Regions from separate parts of the Homo sapiens genome. Here region 1 is linked to region 2. Evidence: chromatin contacts called from ENCODE Hi-C or POLR2A ChIA-PET data. All regions are on one chromosome and are shown on one strand. Each heading gives the region's core, a stretch centred on a gene start or an enhancer-like site at or near the end of the contact. The rest is flanking DNA. Distances are from core to core; before and after follow the strand shown. Region 1 overlaps LINC01091 (long intergenic non-protein coding RNA 1091). Region 2 holds the start of LINC01091 (long intergenic non-protein coding RNA 1091).

The links. Hi-C counts contacts between places; a loop is a spot of excess contacts on that map. ChIA-PET counts read pairs that join two places held with the same protein, here RNA polymerase II (POLR2A).
Region 1: a loop to region 2 is called in a map of chondrocyte, with 5 times the contacts of the local background. The contact joins the enhancer-like site here to the promoter of LINC01091 in region 2. A Hi-C loop is called at or near these places in 1 of 168 maps with a recorded cell type or tissue (chondrocyte). POLR2A ChIA-PET finds 5 or more read pairs at or near these places in 2 of 52 experiments (HEK293 and activated T-cell).

Annotation. Positions count from the first base shown.
Region 1 is chr4:123,698,597-123,705,415 of GRCh38, reverse strand. The region is part of intron 3 of LINC01091 (long intergenic non-protein coding RNA 1091); the gene reads right to left. Among named protein-coding and RNA genes, the nearest start is that of LINC01091, 52 kb to the right of the region's middle. Within about 2 kb of position 5,440, at least 5 of the 41 ENCODE cell types and tissues checked have a DNase peak (open chromatin) inside an H3K27ac peak, as active enhancers do.
Region 2 is chr4:123,646,032-123,652,931 of GRCh38, reverse strand. It overlaps LINC01091 (long intergenic non-protein coding RNA 1091), which reads right to left and starts at 2,941. Exons shown (of 6, transcript NR_027105.3): 1 at 2,603-2,941; 2 at 30-145.

The sequences.
Region 1 (6,819 bases), core at 4,191-6,690, 50 kb before region 2:
GATACATATATATACATTGTTCTGAATCTTTATTTGTATTTAATAATATATTTTAAAGTTCTTTCCACATGAACATCAACATAGTTTTTTGTTTTTTTTTTATTTTAGTAGCTGCATGACATTCCATTGTACAAACTTATATAGCCAGTCACTTAACGTTGGGGTGTTTCCAGTTTAGTAAGCTAGGTGTAAAGCTTTATTTTTTCAGAATTTGGTTTCAATGTTGTGGTAGTGTTGTAAAAATCAATTGGAAGAGCTTTGATACCTCCACAGCCTGATCTTTTTTTTTTTAAGGGTAGTGCTTTCGCAATGTATTTTTCTTTTCTTGTCTTCCTTGTAATTATTCTGTTTGGAGATTTCCTTTACATCTGAGATCAATTTTGGTTATACGTACTTTCCTGGAAAATCATCTATGTATCCAGGTTTTCAAATATATTTATGAAAAAATTCCTAAACATTTCTTGTAATCCCCTCTGTATCTGATTGTTTTTTCTTTTGGTTTCCAGCTTCATGTATTTATGTTATCTCCTTTTTCTTGTTAAATTAGGTTAGCTAGTGATTATCTGTGTTACTAGGGGGTTCTTTCATTTATTTATTAGTTCTATTGTTTTCTTATATTCTACTGCATTGATTTGGCTGTTATCTTTATGAAGCCTTATTTCTGCTTTCGTTTTTTCTTTTTTTTTTTTAAAGAGACAAGGTCTTGCTATGTTGCCCAGGCTGCACCTGAACTCAAGGGCTCAAAGGATTGTCCTGCCTCATCCTGCTAAGTAGCTAGGACAACAGGTGTGCACCATCATGCCCAGCTTTCTAGTTTCTTAAAAATAATTTTTCTGGTTTTTTCCTAACTTCTTATGTTAAGAGATCATTTCATTTGGTGTCAAGGACATAAATTTTCTCCTGAGCATGGTTTCAGCTGTATAAGTTCTAATATGTAATATTTTTATAATAGTGTTATTTTCTATTGCTCCACAATTTCAGTTCTGACTTCTCTCTTTGAGCTAAACATTGAGTTGTTTTTTTGCTATTATTGTTGATAATTCTGGGTGGTTGGGATTTTGTTATTTTATTTTATACTAAATTTCTAGTTTCAGTGTGTTGTCATCAATTACCATATTACACAATCTTTCTGGTTTATAGAATTTATTGCAGTTTTCTTTGTATCCAAAAATATGTTGTTGGGTTTTAATATTCCAAACATGTTAAAAATGAGACTGTATTTTCTGATTTCAAGTCAAGGAATTTTTTCAATATTGTTTAGATTTCATTATGTATATTTTTCAAGAAAGATGCTTGGTTCTTCTATTCACTGAATTCTTTTGTGTCTGAGATTATCTGTCTGTGTCCTTTACAATTAAATAGCTTGACTTGGTCCAAAATTGTCAAATTCTCTGGTAAGTTTCCTTCCTTCACAACCTTTCTCTTCTTCATTTACTTTCTTCTATGAACTCTCATTTCAAAACTAACATTGTCTTTAATTTTTCTAGTAACATGGAAGATTTTATCTTTAAAATGTTTCTTCTACTTCCCGGCATTACCATTAGTCTGATACGACTTATTCATCTATCTTATATAATAATAATTATTATTGAGCACTTTCTATATGCCACTTTACATGGATGAGTTCCTATTTCTTTCTCTTGTCTTACTATCCATTTGTATATCCCATGCTCATTCTTTTCAAACTGTGACTGTATTAGTCTACTGGAGCTGCCATAGTAAATACCATCAAATAAATACCATAATAATTTAATATCATAATACTTTAATACTATAATAAATACCATAAAAATACTACAGACTGGGTGGCTTAAACAACTGAAATGTAGTTTAAGCCACAACAGAAATACAGTTTAAGCCATCCATTTCTCCAGTTATGGAGGCTGGAAGTCCAAGATCAAGGTGCCAGTAGGGTTGGTTTCTGGTGAGGTCTCTCCAGGCTTATATACAGTCACCTTCTCACAATGAACTCAAGTGGCTTTTCCACTGTGCACATACAAAGGTAGAGAAAGCTCTGGCATCTCTTCCTCTTCATACAAGAACACCAGTACTATTGGATTAGGGCCCTACATTTATGACCTCATTTAACCTTAATTACCTCTTGAACAGTCCTGCCTCCAAATACAGTCATATTGGGGGTTAGGGTTTCAACATATGGTTTGAGGTGGTGACACAATTTAGTGCGTAACAATGACAGAAAACTGGTACTGCAAAAATCTTGAATTCAAATAGACTGTTTCAAAATATTTTCTTACTAATTCTGAGGCTTGGGTGTATCTCCAGCTACATGATCCATGCATTTGAGTTACTAAACCTCCATTCTTTCCATCTACATCCCTCAACACGCAGTGCAAAGGATATCTCCCCAATGCACTGCAAGGCATCTATAGGGCGCTGGTAATTGCTTAACTAACTGTCCTAAAAATAATATATGCATTTTTATTTACACATGCACATACATTTTTGTATACTTGAGATTTTTTACATAGACATAATAAATTTTGCTAATATAAAGCATATATAGCACACAATTTACAACATATAAAATATTGATTATAAAGTCTATACAGCCAATTGATTATCACAGAATGCTTCTCTTGTATTTTCCAAACTCATACCCAAACTATGGTTGCAATGAACAAGTGTTCTGACATGAATGTTTGGTGATACTTTCATTTATGTTACTAAGTAAAATGAAAGTGATACAAAAAAGATGTGCATCTCAGAACTTCATTCTTTCACCAATGACTTGAGCAACTTTCAGACAATAGTTTCAAATACTAGAAGAATACTTCCACAGTTTTTTGTGCCATGGCACAACACTCTTAATCTGCATCATTAACATTTTCTTCATCGCTTTAATTCTAATTAATAAACAAAACAATAAGTCAAGTATTTATATGCAGCATTTGCAGATTTTCATGATATAAATACTCCCGCCATGGCTGTTTTCAAGCTACCAATGTGATATATTACCAAATACAGGGTTGGAAAGAGATGCACAGTAGTTCACTTTCAGATCATATTTTCACCAGACAGATACAATCGATGGGAATAACCTCAAGAGCATAGATAATAATAATGTATCGTTATTAAGGTGTGATGAGTTGTAGTACTTATTGCCTTTGTTTCTCAAGTAATTTATTGTAAGTTTGTAATGTAATTTTTAATAATGGCTGTGTTTAACAATTGATTTGCAAACTTTGGAAATGTATCCATCGGCTCTAGAGAGCAGGTATGAGCCATCTCCAGCATATGAGTCTTCAGCTCTCTGCAATTCCCTAACAAATCTTCACCTTCTATCTTCTCCCTTCCTAGTGGTCAGCCTGCTTGTGATAAAAATGGTATATTTGAGCACTTCTGAATTTCCACCCTGACCCTGCTCCTCCTCGGTGGAGTAAACCTGAATTCAGTGATCTTCCTCTGACCTATCCAAACCCCTAGACTCTGGCATTCCAGAGAGAGAGCCTTGATTGGACCTTTCAGGATTGACTCCCAAACTGTGAAGCACCATACTTATTGCAGAGATCATGGATGTATGTGCCAGTACACTAAGCCTTTTCTGAGTTTGGTCTTAATTTCATAGTTTTGAGCACCTATACTTTGTTGTTATGGTTTGTATGTGTAATTATTGCCCAGTATTATTGCAGATGGCCTTTGTTATCTGTTTTTCATCATTGTTATTGTTGTTTATTAGTTCAGGAAATAAACTAGGATATAAACACAATTCTTCTGCCATCTCTAGTCAAAAATCTGCATTTGGTCCTAAATTTAAACATTTTTCATTTGAAAGCCAAGTTCCTCATTACATATAATGCCCTTGAGAAATGCAATTTAAAAGAGGTGCAATGAGAAAATAAAGTATGGCAGTACCAAAATAAATGTTCTTCACAAACAAAAGTGCTGAGTATATAGGAAATTATTACAACAGTGAAAAAGTCTGTATGTCAGTACATGTGCTAATCTTATACAAATGTTTAGAGGACCAGATCTTTTTAATCTTCAGCTGAAATGTATTACAAATCTTGTTTAAAGATAAGAAAAGAGGAAATATCTACATGTGTTTCCCATATAAATGGAAGATATAATTTTTAAGGAGGGGAAACAAGGACAATTGACTCACAAACAAGTCATTCCAAAATGGTGGATTCTGTGGTATTTATCTTCTGTTTGTGGAACATTTACAATACAAAAAAAAAAAAAAAAAAAACCCATGTTCTACATCATTCCCACAAAGTCTTCTATTTGCCGAAAGAAAATATATCATTGTGTAGAAGAAAACTAGAGGAAAAACAGAGGTATGTGATTAACATGCTCGATTTTTTTTTATATACACAGATTTATTTCAGAACACTTTGAGACATATCCTAATATTTAACATTGAAAAACCTGAACAAATACCCATTTTAGCATATATTTCTTCTTCAAAATTTACTTCCGTATGAGAGGGGGGATAAAAGACAATACAACCGAAAGCAAGACACTAAGAAAGAAAATTGCATATCTGGGAAGGATGAAAAAGAATGCATGAGATGGCAACAACCCATCCAATGTGAAACTATTTATCAGGCCAAAAGTCAGCTATCTTCCCATAGGAAGTTGTAGGGGGGAAGCATTGGCAAATCTTATCTTCCGAGGGAGATAGACGGTCCCTAGAGTAACAACAACTCCATCAAGTTTTCACTGAACAGTTTCCAGATAAATAATGTCTTTCCACAAATAATCTGCTCTCGAAAGGCAGCCCCCAGACATGAGAAGCAGGAGGAATGGCTAAGGGCTGTGGAATTTTCTGAACATGAACAGTGAAGAATGTAAGTCTTTGTAACTGAGGAATGAGATCATTTTGAAAAATAAATGTCTAGAACCAGGGCTATTGCACAAGTAGGCACGTTTTCAGGGCCTCAGAAAAATGCATTCTCAAGATTAATCTTTACATCTGTTTCCAGAGTCCTCATTCAAAAGTTGACACTTTTGTACAAAGAACACCCTAGTGCTGACTGTGACAAGCAGGCAGCATTGCCAGCGATTTACCAGCAACTCATAAATCTGTGGGAAATACTCCACATATAGTCCTGCCACCCTCACTAAACCCTTGCAACCTCTCCTTGCCCCTGAAATTTGGAGGCTTAGAGCACAGAGAGAAAATAAAAGCAATATAAAGTGTGAGAAGAAAGTAGCCTAATATATAAAATAAAAGACAAAAGCAGACTGGATTATGCCAGCAAGCCATCTGCACAGCTGAAGGCTTCTTCAGGCAAAAAAAGGCTCCACTGTTCCTGAATCAATTGCTTCCTATTCACAGGCTCACTGTATAGGGCTAAATTCAAAATGGCTCTCGGGAAATTCTTGCCAATCCTGTGGTCTGATTTTAGGCTCTATTTTTCCCTTTCTTTTAAAGACCCGAGGATGTAAGTATGTATTAGTGCTGTAAACTTGCCAGCATTCACTGGAATGAGTCAAAGGACCTGGCATTAAATCACAGGGATTTGAGTTGCTAATAAATACAGCAGGCCCCATCCATTGTTGATTAATTCTGACTGAAACCTAAACACCAAACAACAAACACTCTTCTGAACTGCTCTGGTACCCATTAGTTTGATGTGTTTATTAGACAGGGCTGTGTTCTTTCAAGTTTATTAACAACAGATTAAAAAACTGCAAACAAATCTAGGTTTCTTTTTATGATTTAAAAGTGTGGGTACCATTTACTAATGTTTTTAGGGTTAACTGTAAATCCAAACAAGGCTGAAAAAATTATGTCAAACTAAGATCTTGGTACAAAGTATGAATAGTTACTGTCAATGTGCACCTTCCATTATTCAAACAGTTAAAATTTCTATTTTATTTTTTAGAATTGTCATGTTTTTTAAATGCATCCTTGAACAGAGCCTTAAGCAGTATCATAGGTTGAAAAATAAAGTTTTTTCAAGTAATATGATTGATTGCGTACTTTTAAAGATTACAGAAGTTAATAAGACATTTTCATGGTATTTAATTATATTTACCATGTAGCAGAGTTCCTGTACATTTATTCTGATTGGGTCAACTAGCACATATCCATAGAATGTGTGGTATATTATCTATTAGCAGTGCATCAAAGTAAAAAAAATTACAAGCAAATGCACACTGTGCAAAGATAATCAAAAGTGCCCCAGTATCAAGAATTCAAATCATCATATTACAAGCACAAATTTTCAAACCATTTGAATATATTAACCGTGACTATTAAAGTCTGGGTGAATCCTTAAAAATTTCCAAGGTGCATACTATTAACAAATTGGTAGAAGTCCTGAAAAGGCCCAAGAAGTCCTCAAAAAGGCCCAATTATTGCTATTTCAAAGTCTTCAGTGGAAACAAAGATACGGAGACACATAAGTCATATTTACAGTTCCAGGAAAATTACCATAAAAGATATTTACCTTAATCTAAGCTACCTAAGCCTGCAAATCAATTGTACTGATTTAAAAACCATATATTTATATTCTATTAATAGGTTTTACAACTAAGTAAATTTTAAATACCATGTAATTTTAAGCACTTTTCTTTAAATAACGTGTGAAGAAGAAGAATTTTCATGTTTTGGCTAAACAGAAAACTTATTGTCAAATCTGGAGCCTTGGGAAATCCATCATGTCCCAAGGTCATATGAAGCAACATTTGGATTTGTAAAGCCTTCTATAAGTGCATCTGCTATTGCAGTCACAAAATATTCCAACCCAAATCTGTTACTGCAATATCTAAATTTTCCCCCGAGCTTCCCAGACCACCAGAGCTCAACTCAGCAACTCCAAAATTAAATCATTACCTCTTTTAATACTA
Region 2 (6,900 bases), core at 1,692-4,191:
ACAGAAAGCATGGAGAAAACATCACTTACCTTCTCAAACTCCATTTTGTACACCCCAATTGACTGAGTGGTGCTTTCCCACCCTCATCCACAGATCACAGAGACACAGCTAGGACAGAAGAATTCTCCTCTAACAGCAGATCTGGCTGGGTACAAAAAAAAAAAAAAAAAAAAACAGGAAATGTTCTAAGTGACTTTCATCCATTTATTTCCAAAGTAAATAATCCCACAGAAATGGATAGGAAAAAAATTTAGCCTACATTCTTTTACTTTACAACATAGTTCCAGATATAGTCTTTGGTTTTATTTTCATAACAAGTTACGTTCTTAATATGTCACAGTGAATTTCAAGGAAAGCATTATTTGTCATGGTTCCAAATATTAATGTCTCTGATGAAATTGATGTTTCTGTCATTTCTAGTTGTCAGAGTTTCTGTTTCCTCAAGGTCTTCTCTAGCAACAAAATCCCAAAATTCTTTAAGAACATGAAGATGGCTCTTGATACAATTTTGTATTATATTGCATGTTAGATCTACAAAGAGGCTCTTCTCCCTATACTGAGAGAAACTCTTTCTGATTGAGTCCTTGTGTCTTCTAAAGTGGATCACTTTATGGTATTGTTTGTTCTTAATAGTAATGATCAGAATGGTAACACTAAGCAAAGAGCACCTGTAGGGCTGGGCTAATTATTTTACATATTAGTTTATTTAATCCTCCAAACTTCCTGTAAAATAGGTTTTCATTTCTGCATGGCATAAGAGAGGCTTTCAAGGGATTAAGAGGCTGCAAGTCACAATTTGGTAAAATCTGGAACTAGTAAAATCTACATCTCTCCCCAACTCCAAAACTTGTGTTCTTTATGCAGTACTAACCAGAGTAAGAAGGAAAATGTGTAAATAAATTATGCTACTTGACAGTTATAGAACCTAAGCAAATGATAAATGCAAAGTCTACCAGTAGTGAGTCAAGAGCAAAGTCTAGGGGTTGAACCCAAGCAGCCCCAGACATCCAATCCAGAGCCATGTTTGGGTTAACATTCATAATGTTTTGATTTTTATTCAGAATAATTGCCCACATTTAAAACTATGCAGAATTCCCATAAAAAGCAGGACTGAGAACTTCTATTGACAAATCAGAATATCTAGCAACTTGGGCCTCCACATTCCCACATGGTAGCAATAAGTGAAGCAGAGTAGCAGATGCCCCTTCGGACAGGACACTCCACCCATGCACTGCAGCCTACTCTCTGCTGACTTAGTTTGTGTGCCTGAACCCTCAGGGCTTTTGAGTTTGTGACCCTCCTTTTCTCCATGGCATCCAATGTAGTCAAATTAGAAGGGTAAAATGTTCTCAACTTCATAAATATACAGTGTGTCAAAAACTATAAGAAAGAATGTAACTTGTACCTTTTCCTCAATGGTTTCTTCCTGGGGATGACCCAGAGATTGTGAGGGTTTGGAGAACAGCCTAGGGCCTTCAATTAAAATAGTTTTGTCTTTGGTTACTACCGGAATAAACCTGTAAGCAGACAGCTGTTTCATGCCAGCTGAAATTCTAGTCTTGGGTGGGATGGCAGAGGTTTATGACTTCAGATGAGAAACAGGCAGGAACAGATTATATTCTTATGCCAAGTTTCTCTCTTTATTGCCATGGAAGCAAGAAGAGCAATGCAGAACATGGAAAGCTTTGCTAGAGCAGTGTTTCACTCAGACTTTCTGCAAGACATCAGGAGCTGCTCGAGATTTTGCAAACACATTTATGGGAAAATCATGGCTATAGAAAAGCTCCTAAAATTAAAACAGAGCTGGAAAAGAATAAAGATCATTGCATTTGTCTTTAAACTCAGAAGCAGAACCCCTGGGATTTAGCATTGTATAACAACACTGGAAACATTATTAACATTAATAAATAAACATCTGGATTGACTTGCAGTCTAAATTTAAGTGTCCTAAATATTTTGGCTCAATTATAACTATACTGCTTTTTTCTAAATTCTCAAATGTTTCTTCTGTCCTTAGCTTATATTTCATTTTCTTCTAACTCTTTTAACTCGAATCTTTAAATGGACCTTGTTGTATAAATGTTTAAGCACCAAATGTCTATATAAGGATATGGAATTGATATTGATTTCAGATTTCATATTTGTACAATCTGGGTTCTTTACATACTTATAGGCTTTTAATTGGAATTACATAATCACACCATTTGTTTATCTTTATTTCATATAATGCTTTCTGTTATATATAATTTCAAGAGTGCCAAAATTTACCAACAAAGTTTTAGTTGAGCTAAAATTAAACCTGCATGCTATTATGAAGCTATCTGTTATTTCCATTTTTAAATATAAAATTAGCCAGAGTTAGCCCAGTTTGGGATAGTATTAGGGAGAACCCATAAAATATGGTGACATAAACCACATTATGCCATAATCATGGCCAAGTTTCACTTGAATTCTCAAATGTATTCAAAAAGCAAGAGTAAAGGTCAGCAAAACACATCTTCACCAAGAAAAGTGCAGTAAAACGAATGCCAAATTAAATGGGCCAGCTACAGAGAATTCTACCCATAAACACAATGCTTATACTTAATCTGTTTCTCACCACCTTCATTTGAGAACGCTGGTCTCAGGTCCCTGGGCTGCTGTTCCTGCCTTGAGCTTTTTTGTCGTTGCAAGCCACGGGGTTGCTATGCAAAGTCCCAACGCATGGAACCAGAGTTAATCATTCACAGGCCTTTTTGCCTGAAATAAGATGCTTTTCATTTCCCTTGGCTTATGTGAATAATGAAAAAAGAAAACAAACAAAGGAGATAACTGCACAATGTTAAAAGATAATCCCTTAGCATAACTATTGTCTAGAAGGCTGAGCACCGTAGTCAGGCAAAAATCCAGTCTGCATTCAGTGACTACACTGACATTTATTTATAAGAGATTATGCCGTGACAGAGCTTCAAGTCATTTAGAAATGCTCCCATTCCCCAAGGCCTTCGTTATATTTATATGCAGGAGCCCATATTATTTTTCCTGGTGTTATGGCAACAAGGATTTCAGTGTTTACAGAGCTATCAAGTTCTGACAAGCCAAGCCGGGGACTTTGCATCACTGGCTTGCATTAAAATGGAGCGCAGGACCTGGAGAGCTGAGCTGAAGCTCAGCTGTCTGAACAACTAATACCTGAGCAGAAGAGGGTTAGGAAGCAGGCAAACGGTGCTAATCAACTCACAGAGCCACTTTCCCCCAAGGGAATTTGCCCTCATGATCCTGCGGTTTAAGAAATATATTACAAAATACGCTGAACCTAGGAAGTCATATTAAACTCAAAAGAAAAACAAAACCCAAATTCCTACTACAATTTTGTACTCTGCGTGGATGTTTTAAAGCTGTGTTGAGTATCGTACATTAGAGTCCTTTATTAGGCCTCTGGAGTAGAGAAAGGGGAAATGAAAATGCAGTGGGTGAAGAAAGGGCAGAACAAATACTCTCTCTGTGCCCACCTTTGGTTTTTAACTACACAATGGAGATCAGCCCAGCTTACGTTCACACCTAATTTAACCACTGCCCAGGGCCCAGTAGTTTCTAGCATACTCCAGCTCTGAAGCTAATTACTGCAGGAAGCTGGTTATGAAAATGTCCCAGAAATATCTGTATCTCACAGACAAAATTATTTTGAGAACTTGCCACCTGCTCCACGAAAATAAATATATGGAAGCAGGACCTTGCGCTCCATGGTTTTCTACATTGAAGTTGTTTTCTGGAGTTGGCCCAAACTCCTCCATATTCTCTGACTAGAGACAGAGCTAGAAATCATTTAAAAAAAAAAAAAAGTCCTTCCAAACATACTCTTTGGACATCTTGGTTCTAGATGGAGCAGGAAATAAAAGCCACAAGCTTAACCTCTGATACAATAAGCTACCACCTTCCAGTTCTAGATTTGGGCCTGGGAAATAATCAAGTCAGAGTAAAATGAAACAAGGAGTTCTAACCACATTTCTTTTTCTTCTTTTTCTTTCTCTCTTTATTTTCTTTCCTTTATATATGTGTGTTCATAAGGGTATTGGTACTCATTTGGTTATAAAAGTGTCACACTGAATTGTAGAATGAACTTCACACACGTCTAAATCCTTTTCAGTTTTTTTGAGATAGGGTCTCCCATTGGCAGTGCAATCATGGCTCACTGCTGCCTCAACCTCCCAGGCTCAAGTGATCTTCCCATCTCAATCTCCCAGGTAACTAGGATTACAGGCAAATGCCACCATGCCTGGGTAATTTTTTGTATTTTTTTGTAGAGACAGGGTCTCACTATGTTGCCCAGGCTGGTCTAGAACTCCTGGGTTCAAGTGATATGCCTGCCTCAGCCTGGGATTACAGGCATGAGATACCACACCCAGCTAATTTTTTTTTTTAATTGAGGTTTTGTTCTGTTTTAAGGATAAATAGCAAGAAATATGCAGATTTCCTAATGCTTAAGGTGAACATTTCAACAAATAATGAACTGAGACTTGCCAGGTACCGTAGACATGTGGAAAAAAGTTTTATTTACACAGTATACACTTTTAAGTCATATAAAATAATTTTTAATGGCAGAAAAGGTAGTAACAATAATTACACTAAATGTCTCTGAATGTCTTTCTTAGTAAACTAGAGCTATATAAGAAAATAGCTAGAAATGGGTGAGTGTGATCTCCTGGATTTTCCCCTTGGAAAAGACCAGTATTGACAGGGCCGCTTCACAAGACTCACTGGGAAGCCTGGGAGAGGCACAGGTCTTTGTGGCCCAGATACACAGCAAGCCCATTCTCTCATTAGCAACAGTGACCACTGTTTACAATACCTGTTGCTATCAGAGACTTTACCTTTTTTTTTCTTAAGAGTTAATCTTGCTCATAGTTTGTCAGCTCTTTTGGGATCCTAGCACACAAACTAGATTATCTGCGGCTGCTCTTCCCAGCAGCCAGAGATTAAAGGATATCATTTAAAGTTGTGCTTTCGGTGTCTTTTTATTTCTTTTGGTCTGCTCACTTCAGTTTACCACACAGCAGCTGCCAAGGCAGCTGATGTTACCATCTTCATCACAATGGTCTTCATCATTATCATCAAGAGAAGAACTTATTACAAACGTAATTTCCCAGATATCTTTCCTATGTGCTCTCAAGAAAATTACATAAGCTTGGGTCTGACCACAAACTCTGTAAATTCATCATTCATTCATTCATCATGTATTTTTTAGCCTTTAACTGTGTATGGCACTGTACACTACACTAAGGATACAGTAATATACAAGGTAAACAAGGTCTTCATCCTGATTGAGGTAAAATTCTATGGGGAGACAGTCAAATACAAATAAATCAACAAGTAATACAAATGCTGGTGTCAAATTTGCTAAAAAGGAAATTAAGACATTATGATGAGAATGACATAGACTATCTTTAGATATTGAGTGCTTAAAAACTTCTTCCCTGAATGACATTTAAGAAGGGACTTGTTGGGTAAGAAAACAGTTCTGAATTAATAAACTAAAAGCATTCTGTTCATGGTAAACCTAATGCTGCACAGGGCTCTTAATGGCTACTTAAATTAGATAAAATATTTCTGCCATATTTTACATCTCTCAGTTTTCCAGAGGATTGAACTGGATGATTTGGGGGAAGACTTATGTCTTACTCCAAAGCTTGATACTACATCATTAACTAATTCTATCTTTTGACCTCATTCATATTTTGGGTCCCACAACAGACCAGGACCTTCCTTTACTGAAGGAAGGTATAGAAACGTGTTTTTTAACCTGGCAGATTCCTGAAAAATTTCTCTTAGTATCCATCCTGAATTTACATACAAAATAAACTATATGGTTTATATACAAATCACTAATGAGAACATCTAGCACTTTCATCAGGTTTTTAAAGGGCTCTGAAAAAAGGATACAGGCACTCAGACAGATGATTCTAAAGTAGTCCATTGCTCTGGAATCTTTCAAAAAGTTGACTTGGACTCTTTTTTTTTCCATAATAGGCCAAGCTTCAGTTTCTTCATTCCACATACTTTTTAAAAATTGGTTTATAATCCAACATTTGTGTTTAACTACCTATTTCAAGATCATAATAACATGTGCTCTTGAAATATCAATAAGTCAAATATGGGCAAATGACTTTTGTTCGGTTGCCAGCTCCAACCCAATAACCTCTCCATGACTACTCCAGAGACATATGTAACAGGCTAAAAGGAAGTCACTAGAGGTTGTTGGTCCTCAGGCTCATCTAGAAAGATAATCCCAAGATGCACTTAACGACTGCGGAGACGTGGGTCGATGCAAGGCCATTCTCTATCCCTGATCCAGCCCAAGAGGAAGTTGATTGGATGCAGGTTTCAAGACCTAGAGTAAAATCATCATCAGAATCACCTGAGGGTTTCTTAATCTCAGTTATGTGGATGAGTTATGTGGGTGTAGATATATGGGTGTCAGTGTACTACCTTTTTAAACTTCTTTTGTATGTTTAAATTTTTTCACAATAGAAAGATGGGAAAAAGTAACTTTGCACAAGCTAATATTACTTTTATCTACACCTCTCCACTGGCCCACATGGTTATGATTCAAAAGATTCGCAGTAGAGACGCACACATTTGTGTATTTTGAAAATAAAGAGAAATATTCTCCTATGATTAAGATAGGCACACCTTGAAAACCACTGCCCTAAGAGGAAGTGGGAGACAAGGGCAATCGCTTCCCACATATGAAGCCCTTTCAGCATCCCCCTCAGTATCAACTCCCTTTTCCCCTCCCAGGAGAGCAAAGAGTCATTTGGGGGGCAGAATACCTGGACTGAACCCTCCGTTGTTTCCAGTGAAAATTGCCAGCTTCTGATTTAAGCTTCTAATATTTAGGCATACATATATATTATATATTAT